Linked DNA regions of Homo sapiens: region 1 is linked to region 2. Evidence: read pairs that join two places in POLR2A ChIA-PET (ENCODE). Cell type or tissue: PC-3. All regions are shown on one strand. Each heading gives the region's core, and the rest is flanking DNA. Links, peaks and the distances in the headings are about the cores only. Region 1 overlaps LAMA4 (laminin subunit alpha 4). Region 2 holds the start of RPF2 (ribosome production factor 2 homolog).

Region 1 (5,378 bases), core at 258-5,257, 1.2 Mb after region 2:
TCCACCCTTCTTTGTCCTGGGAGCAAGCTGCCAGCAGAAAGCCTGAGTTTTCCTGTGTTCCTCCATGTTAAAACTATTCTGGGCAGAACCCCCATCTAAGCCTTACGGTGTTGCCTGTCTGGGTGGGCACAGCTGCTTAATACTGGGACTGAATGTCAGCTACCCCACTTGGCTAAGAGACCTAAAGCCATGCCTGCTGCTTAGCTGCTTCAGAAATAAGGCAACCTCCTTGGTCTCTGTATTTACTATTTTATTTATGTTTCCACCTGTTTAGAACTTGGGTTCTGGAAAGGGTCACTATTTATTGGTTAACTCCCTCAGAGACTCCAAAACCAATGAACAGGTATTTCCCCAGCTTTTTGCAACCAGCCCCCAGCCCTTCCCCGCAAACTCTATAGATGTATTTATAGCTACACCTACACAAAAATTTCTCTCCAATTTTAAGAGGAAAATGTTCATTTTCTGTATAAAGCATGCTGCCCCATTGTCTTGGTAACCCCGTTATTCATTCTTGCTTTCTAGCTACTGACTCTTCTCAGATATAAACATGCTCAAGTATCTCCCGTCAAAAAACAAAACAAACAAACAAACAAACAAAAAACCTTATTCTTTCACTTTAGGCTCCCTTCTAGCTTTTTCTCTTGCTTTGACACAGTGCACTTTACAGAAATGTTTCTTGCCAAGATCACCAACACCTGGCCCCAAATCTCCAGATCCACTTGACATTTTCCCATCCTTATTTACTGGACCCATCTGTGGTTTGCTACAGTGTTGGCCACTGTCTTTGCTTAAAACTCTTTTCTTTTCCTAGCTTCTGTGACTATGCTATCTCCTGGGTCTCCTCTTTCCCTGACCAAGAAAGAGACCGTGAAACTTGGCATTTGACTCCCAGCCCTTTCCTCTCCCCTGAGTGATCTCACTTCTTTCTCTGAGGGCAGTCTTTGAGTATTCTAATCCATTCTCCACTGTCTTGCAGGAAAGGTAATCTTCCTATTAAGAAAATCTGACCATGTTATTTCCCTTCTCAGAATCAGCCAGTTGCTTTGCAGGAATGAGTCCAATTTCTAAGCATGACATCATCAGCTGACCGCTCTTCTCTCACCAATTTCATCAATTCTCATGACCCCCAACCTGCTATATCCCATGGTCTAATCTTGACCAACTGGTTGTTGTTTTAATGCTCCACAATTTTTTCTGGTCTCTTACCTCTGCAAATATTTTCCCTTTCTGGAATAATTTTCCTTTATTTTCTGTCTAATCTACCTGGAAAGCTCTACTCCTCCTTTCAAATTCAGCTCAAATATCACTTCCTTTTTGAGGCCATCCCTAACCTCCTCAGGATGAGTTAAGTGTTGCCATGTGTTTTTATTATTCATTCATGTGTCAAATGATTGTAATAATTTTAAGTGATTATTTAACTCATCACATCATACAATCCTAGGAGGCAGGAACTGAGTTTAACTTATTTTTGTAATCCCAGAATGTAGCACAAAGGGTTTGTAGTACAAAGGGTTTACTTTTATGGAGGCAGTATTAAACCTCTAGCCATTTTGGTTGGTCATCTGGGGAACAATACTTTGAAAAAAATGTTTTTAATTGTATAAGTGGAAAATAGACCATGGACATACCACTTTTACTCATTCATTCCATCAACAAATATTCCCTGTGTGCTCATTATGGACCAGGAACTCTTCTGGGGGTAGAATACCTTTGAACACAGTCTCCACTTTCAAGGAATTTACAGTTTAGTGGGAGAGATACAGGTAATAAACAAGTGATCAAACAAGCAAACAAGCTAATTTCAGGGAGTAAAAGATATTTTGAATAACATATGACAGGTGGGGTGGGATGAGGAGTGAGTGGGGTAAGGGGTTCATTTGGATGTCAGGGTCATAAGGACACCAGCCATTTGAAGATCTGAGGGCAGCAGGTGCAGAAATCCTGAGGCAGGAAATAAGTATGGTATATTTGAAAAATAGAGAGGAGTTTGTTGGGCTGGAGTGCAGTGAGTGAGAAAAGAGTTGGGTATGTGGTCAGAAAAGTGGGTCTGAGCTGGGTCATGTAGGGTCTCATGGGCCATGACAAAATGAGCTTGTTTCTTACTTTAAGTGCCACTGGGGAGTGTCTATAGTAGAAATAATGTTGGTTATGTTTTTAAAGGATTGTTCTGCTACTGCATAAAGAATATGTCTTGAAGGACAAGAGTGGAGACAGTTGGATCAGCTAGGAGGCTCTGGTGGCAATTTAAACTGTAGATGAGGTGACTTGGACCAAAGAGCAGCAGTAGAGACAAGGAAAGTGGTCAGAAATCAAGATTCAAGGCCTGGTGTGGTGGCTCACGCCTGTAATCCCAGCACTCTGGGATGCCAAGGCAGGTGGATCATCTGAGGTCAGGAGTTTGAGACCAGCCTGGCCAACATGGTGAAAATCCATCTCTACTAAAAATACAAAAAATTAGCCGGGCATGGTGGTGGATGCCTGTAATCCCAGCTACTCGGGAGGCTGAGGCAGGAGAATTGCTTGAACCCAGGAGGCAGAGGTTGCAGTGAGCCGAGATCACTCCATTGCACTCCAGCCTGGGCAACAAGGATGAAGCCACGTCTCAAAAAAAATAACAATAAAAAAATAAATAAAATAAAATAGAAAGAAAGAAATCAAGATTCATTTTAGAGATAAGGAGAAAGGAGAAAGCAGTAGTGACTCTGGAGTTTTGATTTGAGCAATTGGGTTGTGCCATTTATTGAGATGGAGAAGACTGGGGAAGGAGTGGGTTTTATTTAAGACATGTCAAGTTTGATATGTCTATTATTAATACATCATAGATGAGACTGTGACTTTATTACAGTCGTACTGAGTTCTGACTTGAAAATGTCAAGTTAGCACTCGGATATAGGAGTTTGGAACTCCGTGGAGGTGTCATAGCTGGAGGTATAATTGTGTATTCATTGGTGTGTAATTGTTCTTTAAAGCCAAGGGAGTCAATGAGATCAGCTAGGGAGAGAGTATAGGTAGAAAAGAAGGCCTAGGACCAAGCACAGAGCCATTCATTATCCAGAGCAGAGATCAACATGGCCCAGTGTCAAGTGCAGCTCAAATCTTTTTTTTTTTTTTTTTTTTTTTTGAGACAGGGTCTCACCTTGTCACCCAGGCTGGAGTGCAGAGGCACCATCACGGCTCACTGCAGCCTGCACTTCCCGGGCTCAAGTGATCCTCCCATCTCAGCCTCCTGAGCAGCTGGGACTGTAGGCATGCACCACCACGCCTAGCTATTTAAAAAAAAATTTTCTTTTTTGTAGAGAGGGGGTCTCACTATGTTTCCCAGGCTGGTCTTGAACTCCTGGGTTCAAGCACTTTCCCCCACCTTGGCCTCCCAGAGTGCTGGGATTAGAGGCGTGAGCCACTGCACCAAACCAAAGCCTGTTGAGCTGAGAATATATCTTACATATTTAAACGGTTGTAAAAAAAAATTAAAAACAAACAAAACCCAGAAAAAAATAAGAGACAGTGGTTGTACGTGGCCTGCAGAGCCTAAAATATTGACCACTTAGAGGGTGTGCAGAGGCGAGGCTAGCAAAGGGGGCTGGGAAGAAACCGCTAGCCAGGGTAGAGGCCATGAGCGGTACCAGAGCAGCCAGGACAAGGGCGCCACCTGGTGTTTAGAGGAGGGAGGGCTGAGAAAGCCCGGGAGAGACAGGCGGGTCGCTGGTGACCTGGACAGGAACAGTCTCAGTGAAGGGGATGGAACCCCCTTCAGAAACGGCCGAGTATAGGGGACAGTGGGAGTCTGGGAGGTAGAAACAGCAATGATAAGTCACTCGAGACATTTTGCTGTGAAGCTGAGCAGAATGGTAGGGCAGAAGTTAGAGGGGATGCAAGCTTTATAAAAGATTTTTTTACAGGGCTTTTTTCTTTTTGATATTTAAAAGATAGGAGATAGTACAGCACGTTTGTACGCTGATGGTAATGATTAAGTAAAGAATGAGAACGGGATGATTCAGAAGAAAGGGCATAACTTGAGGAGTGAAACCCTGCAACCTGTTTTCAAGGCCGGGCAGGAGAAGGAATGCTTACAACGGAGGGGAGGCAGAGGTGTGGGCACAGATGCAGGCGGGCCGGCGGATCTGGGGAGGAAGGATGAAGGGAGTTCTCTTCTCTTTGTTTCTAATTTTTCAGAAAGCAGGAAGCCAAGTCACCAGGCAGAACTGATAGCATGGGAAGTGGGTTCCCACCAGTCGCATGCAGCTGCTCTGGTATGGCCATGGTGCTGGGGATGAGTCAGAAATCTCAGGTAGGTACAACAGAGGAACAGGCAGATATGGTAGTTAAGGGTATTTTGAAAGAATTATTATATTTGATAATTTGAGCTGCTTAAGGAGGGAAGAAAGGACATGAGAGGGGTACGGTAAAAAAGGCAGGGAGGTCTCCATGTGGCCAGAGAATTACTGGAGTGGGCATTCTAGAATAAGTGAGATAGGAGATGGTGCTCTGGGAGGGAGGTGCTTGAAACTAGGGTTTGGGAGGAGGTACTGTTACTGAGGACAAGATCTGGGTATGGCCATAGGTGGGAAAACAGAGGTGGACTGGAGGATAAGCTTGCTGGAAAGGGCAAGTTCAAGGAGCTGGAGGTCAGAGAGTCGGTGACTTCATCCATATGGATTTTGCTGTCACCAAGGAGAGTGATGGGAGTCAGTTTGGAGAGAAAGACAGTTTGGTGCTGAAATAGTCAACGGACAATCAAATGACCTTAAAGTGATATCTTTCGAAAGGTAATAAAATGAACTAAGAGTAATTTCATGATAGTTCAGTTCACTGCATTTTATTGGAAATTTTCTACTTTTACAAAATGTGACTTTTATTGATTTTGAATGCCAGATTTATCAAACACAACTTTATGAGTGAAGAGTGAGTAGGATGGATCGAGAGCAGCATTTTCAATAGAACTCTCTGCAAGAAGTTCCACTATATTCAGTGGCGCAATGCCTGTTTCTGCACAATGCTTGTGCCACTGAATATAGTAGCTGCTAGCTATGTGGCTGCTGAGGACTTGAAAAGTGGCTAATGTGACTGAAGAATTAAAATTTTAATTTTATTTAATTTTAAGTAATTTAAATTTAAGTAGTCATATGTGGCTGGTGGTCATCGTACAGTGCAAGAAACTAAAACATTCAGTCATCTGATCTTTATAATGCCTGCTCACTGGTTAGATATGAATTTATTATTATTCTGTGACACTGAGCTGCTGTTGTAACCTGCTGGAAATACAAACCTGAACAAGTCACGTGCGTCCTTACCTTTATTATATCATCAAGTTCTGAAAGAGTTAGACGAGGTGTTGTCAGAGAGTCCGCAGATGTGCTCAGAGACATGTTCACCACTTC
Region 2 (5,378 bases), core at 263-5,262:
ACCGCAACCTCCACCTCCCAGGTTCCAGTGATTCTCTTGCCCCAGCTTCCCAAGTAGCTGGGACTAGAGGCGTGCCACCACGCCTGGCTGATTTTTTGTATTTTTAGTAGAGATCGGGTTTCATGGTGTTAGCCAGGATGGTCTTGATCTCCTGACCTCATGATCCGCCCACCTCAGCCTTCCAAAGTGCTGGGTACAGGTGTGAGCCACTGCTTCCGGCCTACATTTTAGACCTGCAAAACTGATTTCAGACTTCTGACTTCCTGAAGTATAAAATAATAAATGTGTGATAATTTGTTACAACAGAAATAGGAAACTAATACCAAACTCTCTTACATTGCTCATGGGAATTTAAGTGGTGCAGGTGCTTTGGAAAACAGTTTACCAGTGCCTCAAAATGTTACACTTAAGAGTCAGCATATGACCCAGCAATTTTTCTCCTAGAGAATTGAAAATGTATGTCCACACAAAAATTTGTACACTAATATTCAAAGCAGCTGGGTGTGGTGGCACGCGCTTGTGGTCCCAGCTACTCGAGAGGCTGAAGCACTAGAATCACTTGAACCCAGGAGATGGAGGTTGCAGTAACCTGAGATTGCATCACTGCACTCCAGCCTGTGTGACAGAGTGAGACTCTGTCTCAGAAACAAAACAAAGCAAAGCAAAACAAAACAAAAAAACACAAAGCAGCATAATCCATAATAGCCAAAAAATAGGAACCATTCAAATGTACATAAGCTGCCGGGTACAGTAGCTCACGCCTGTATTCCTAGCACTTTGAGAGGCCAAGGCGGGTGGATTACCTGAGCTCAGAAGTTCAAGACCAGCCTGGCCAACATGGTGAAACCCTGTCTCTACTAAAAAATACAAAAGTTAGCAAGGTGTGGTGGTGCGTGCATGTAATCCCAGCTACTTGGGAGGCTGAGGCAGAACTGCTTGAACCCGGGAGGTGGACGGCGCAGTAAGCCAAGATCGCACCACTGCACTTCAGCCCTGGCGACAGAGCAAGACTATGTCTAAAATAAAAAAAGTACCTAGGTTGATAAATGGATAAACAAAATGTGGTATATCCATACAAAGGAATATTATTCAGTCCTAACAAAATGGAAGTACTGATCCACGCTACATGTATGAACCTCAAAAAGATAGTGAAAGAAGTCAAACACAAAAGGCCATACGTTGCACGAAACCATTTATATATGTTCAGAATAGGCAAATCCATTGAACATAAAGTAGATTATTGGTTGCCAAGGGCTGGCAGGAGGGGGAAGTGGGGCATGGACTGCTACTGGGTGTGTGTGTCAGGGGGGTTCTTTTTGAGGTGATTAAATATTCTGGAATTAGTGGTGATATTTGCACATCTTTGTGAATACACCAAAAATCACTGAATTGTACACTGTAAAGGGGTACATTTTATGGTATGTGAAGTATATGGTAACTTAAAAACTGGGGAAAAATCACGAACAGCAGTACATTTTCTGCGCATCTTTTATGTACTAGGCAACTGTGGTAGTCATAAATTCTGTCACACAGATCGCATAGTTGTCAATAGTGCCCCTTTCACATCAATGTTTTTAGTGCTTATGTGAGTACCTACCGTGCAATCAATCAACCTTTCTAGCATCCTGGGATTCCTTGAAGAATAAAATCTGGTTTCTGAATACCTGACTCCAGGTATGCACACTAGCGCGTACATCAAACTGCGAGGGTCTATGTTATTTTATTTTATTTTTATTTTATTTTTGAGACGAAGTCTCGCTCTGTCACCCAGGCTGGAGTGCAGTGGCGCGATCTCCGCTCACTGCAACCTCCGCCTCCCGGGTTCAAGCAGTTCTCCCTGCCTCAGCCTCCCGAGTAGCTGGGGTTAGAGGCGCCCGCCACCACGCCCGGCTAATTTTTGTATTTTTAGTAGAGACGGGGTTTCGCCATGTTGGCCAGGCTGGTCTCGAACTCCTGTTATCAGGTAATCCGCCCGCCTGGGCCTCCCAAAATCCTGGGATTACAGGCGTGAGCCACCACGCCCGGCCAGTGTTACTTAAAAGTATTACCTCGCACCTGTAACTCCAGGAAAGAGCCGGGGCAAAAATCCGTAACCAAGACAACAGGGCGCGATTCCAATCAAGATGGCCGCCAGCGCCTCTAGACGCCCTCTACGAGGCCGTCCCCGGAAGTGGCGTTACGCGCAGCTTCCGGTTCCGCCTGTTCCGGCGCACGTAATCGCCGAGGGCACGTGCATGCCCCCTGGTTAAGAGTTGCAGGTAGCGGTAGCGATGGACACTCTGGATCGAGTAGTGTAAGTGCGCTGGGTCTCAGCCCCGGGGAGCGTTGGGGTGAAAGGGTCCCGTGATGAGGGTGGTACTGTCTCGGCCTCTCACTCTTCCTGGTTACCCCTCTAATTACCTGGGTGGGGGCCGATCGATCACCAGCCCGGGTCCTCCTCAGCGCGAGCTGCTTGCCAGGAGACAGTGGGGAAGCTCTCAAGTGGGAGCCGTGGGATGGGAGGGATGTGGGATTGAAGCGTTGGCCGCTTTTATCCTAGCCAGTTGAAAAACGTCTGACTTCCGAAGTATGAGACAGATGGTATAGTGGGGTTAGGAGCACAGCCCTCGGAATCCGACAGATCTGAGTGACAGTCTGGCGCGTCCACTTAAAGCTTTGTGACTTTGGGTCATTAAATATCTCTAAATCTTAGCTTATTCTGTAAAATAGCGCTCACCATAGTCATACTTCATAGAGCTGTGAGGGTTAGTTTCGAGAATGTATGTAGAGCCTTTGCTGCAGCACGTAGAAATGTTCATTAGTTTTTTCTTTTCCTTCCAACTTTGTACACTCCTCTGAGTTATCCTTGAATGATACCTGTTTTAAATTTGTTCAAGAATATTTGGGCTAAACAGCCCTGCTGTTACTTGCTGTGATTTTCTTGCTATTTACCTAAGTTAACATGTATCCAAAACGACAGTTTTAGTCATTCAGAGATTTTGCACACCTGCTATGCCTCTAGCTGTTTGGACTACAAAGAGTAGTTTACTAGGTATTGGGACTAGTTCACACGTTAATTGGGAGCAGGCAGCTAATAAAACATGTTAATTGCTATTTGCATTTGTTGCTGTTTAATGAGATACAAAAGATAGAATAATTTGTATCTTTATCAACCAGTAAATGATCAGAAGCTTTATATGTGACATTATATCTGGAGGAGTATTTTAAAAATCTACATGGGAAACTTAAGTGTATGTATGGTCTCTTTTTCTTCCCAAAGTGTCCATGGGACTGGACGAGGGAGGGTCATAATTATTTGGGAGGAAGAATTCTTTCAGTAGATGGCAGAGAACTGTCTGAAAAGCAAGGTGCTCATTGTAGAGGAAGCAGAGGTGAAGCCCCTCTTTTGAACAGAAGTGTGTAAAAACATGCCACTCCTACTGTCACATCATAAAGTCAGAATAATGAATTTATTTTCCCTTCATATTTTACAGGGTAATTGGTCTAGACGAATTTTTAAATCTAGCTTTAAAAAATTTGTTTTTTTTTGAGACAGGGTATCACTCTGTCACCCAGGCTGGAGTGCAGTAGCCCCATCACAGCTCACTGCAGCCTCGACCTCCCTGGGATCAAGCAGTCCTCCTACCTCAGCCTGCTGAGTAGCTGGGACTATAGGCGCACACCACCACAGCTAATTTTTGTATTTTTTGTAGAGACAGGGTTTTGCATTGTTGCCCAGGCTGGTCTCGAACTTCTGGGCTCAGTGATCCATCCACCTTGGCCTCCTAGAGTGTTTTTATTACAGGCTGTGGGCCACCTCCCAGCCCTAGCTCATTTTAAAAATTGGCCTGTTTACTTGCTGTGTGATCTTGGGCACATTACCTGTCTGTTCAATTGCCTCATCTGTAAAGTGAAGATAAGAATTGTAACTCGCGCGTGGAGGCTCACGCCTGTAATCCCAGCACTTTGGGAGGCTGAGGCGGGGGGGTGGGTCACGAGGTCAGGAGATCGAGACCATCCTGGCTAACACGGTGAAACCTCGTCTGTACTAAAAATACAAAAAATTAGCCGGGCGTCGTGGCGGGCGCCTGTAGTCCCAGCTACTCGGGAGGCTGAGGCAGGAGAATGGCGTGAACCTGGGAGACGGAGCTTGCAGTGAGCCGAGATCGCACCACTGCACTCCAGCCTGGGCGACAGAGCGAGACTCTGTCTCAAAAAAATAAATAAATAAATAAATAAGAATTGTAACTCTCAGGATTGTGGTGAAGATTAAGCCTTAATAGAGTGACTCCATGTAAACATCAGCCTTATTATTCCCCATTGTTGGCAATAATACTGGCATTCTCAGCAATGATGTTGGAGTGCAACAGTGTATACTTCCTGGCAGGCATTGTGGTCTTAAACCTAAAAGAAAAATAAGCAGTCGTTAGTCTTATGTTTAGTAAATGTCCACAGGTTGATCAGCAGTTGATGCTCAATTCTTTGTATTAGGGTACAGGATACAGTTTGACTACTTAAAGTTTGAAGAAAAAAGAAGAGTAAGAAAGAGTAAGAGAAAAAAAACAGCAACAGTATTTACTTGAGCCTTTTATTTTTTACTTAAAAAAAAGATTGGAAAGAGCAGTAATAAAAGAATGGTGGGAATACAAAAATGAAAGCTTTTTTTTAAAAGCTATCAAAACACTTATTTAACAATAATAAGGAAATATCTTTTACTAATATCTACCAAAAAAGTGAGATTTTGGCCGGCCCTTGTGGCTCGCACCTGTAATCCCAGCACTTTGGGAGCCGAGGTGAGCGGATCACCTGAGGTCAGTAGTTCGAGAATAGCCTGACCAACATGGCGAAACCCTGTCTCTGCTAAAAATACAAAAATTACCCAGGCGTGGTGGTGTGTGCCTGTAATTCTAGCTACTCGGGAGGCTGAGGCAGGAGAATTGCTTGAACTCAGGAGGTGGATGTTGCAGTGAGCCAAGATTGTGCCATCACTCTCCAGCCTGGGTGACAGAGTGAGACTCCATCTCAAAAACAAACAAAAAAAAACAAACAAAAAAAAGAAAGTGAGATTTTTTTTAAGGGTGGAACCCTAAGTGACAAATATGTTTTTAAGAATTTTCATATTAGTTAAGTCATGGCTTTGCAATGTGAGGAAAATGTTTAAATAGTTATGAATTGTGCTTTTCTGAACAGAAAGCCCAAAACGAAAAGAGCCAAGAGATTCCTTGAGAAGAGAGAACCGAAACTCAATGAAAATATTAAAAATGCCATGCTGATTAAAGGGGGAAATGCAAATGCAACAGTGACAAAAGTACTTAAAGATGTGGTAAGTATATATACTTAATCTTTAAAAGGTATTGAAGTCATTTTAGAATTTTCAGCATGCTAGGATGGGCTGTCGG

What was found. Peaks named below come from ENCODE experiments on the same cell type or tissue, not always from the same donor. Only the 100,000 strongest peaks of a DNase experiment are listed, where the experiment ranks them.
Region 1: POLR2A ChIA-PET joins it to region 2 with 10 read pairs; 2 of 35 experiments call an interaction of 5 or more read pairs at or near these places.

Annotation. Positions count from the first base shown.
Region 1 is chr6:112,159,869-112,165,246 of GRCh38, forward strand. LAMA4 (laminin subunit alpha 4) reads right to left here. Exons shown (of 39, transcript NM_001105206.3): 13 at 5,292-5,378. Among named protein-coding and RNA genes, the nearest start is that of LAMA4-AS1, 74 kb to the right of the region's middle. RefSeq lists an enhancer at 3,724-3,773. In PC-3, for the core only: a CTCF peak has its summit at 3,645 (motif pointing left); no DNase peak of the experiment used is centred there.
Region 2 is chr6:110,979,837-110,985,214 of GRCh38, forward strand. RPF2 (ribosome production factor 2 homolog) reads left to right here and starts at 2,202. Exons shown (of 10, transcript NM_032194.3): 1 at 2,202-2,293; 2 at 5,170-5,302. The coding sequence starts at 2,271. In PC-3, for the core only: no CTCF peak of the experiment used is centred there; a DNase peak (open chromatin) is centred at 2,155; H3K4me3 peaks cover 2,515 bases; H3K27ac peaks cover 656 bases.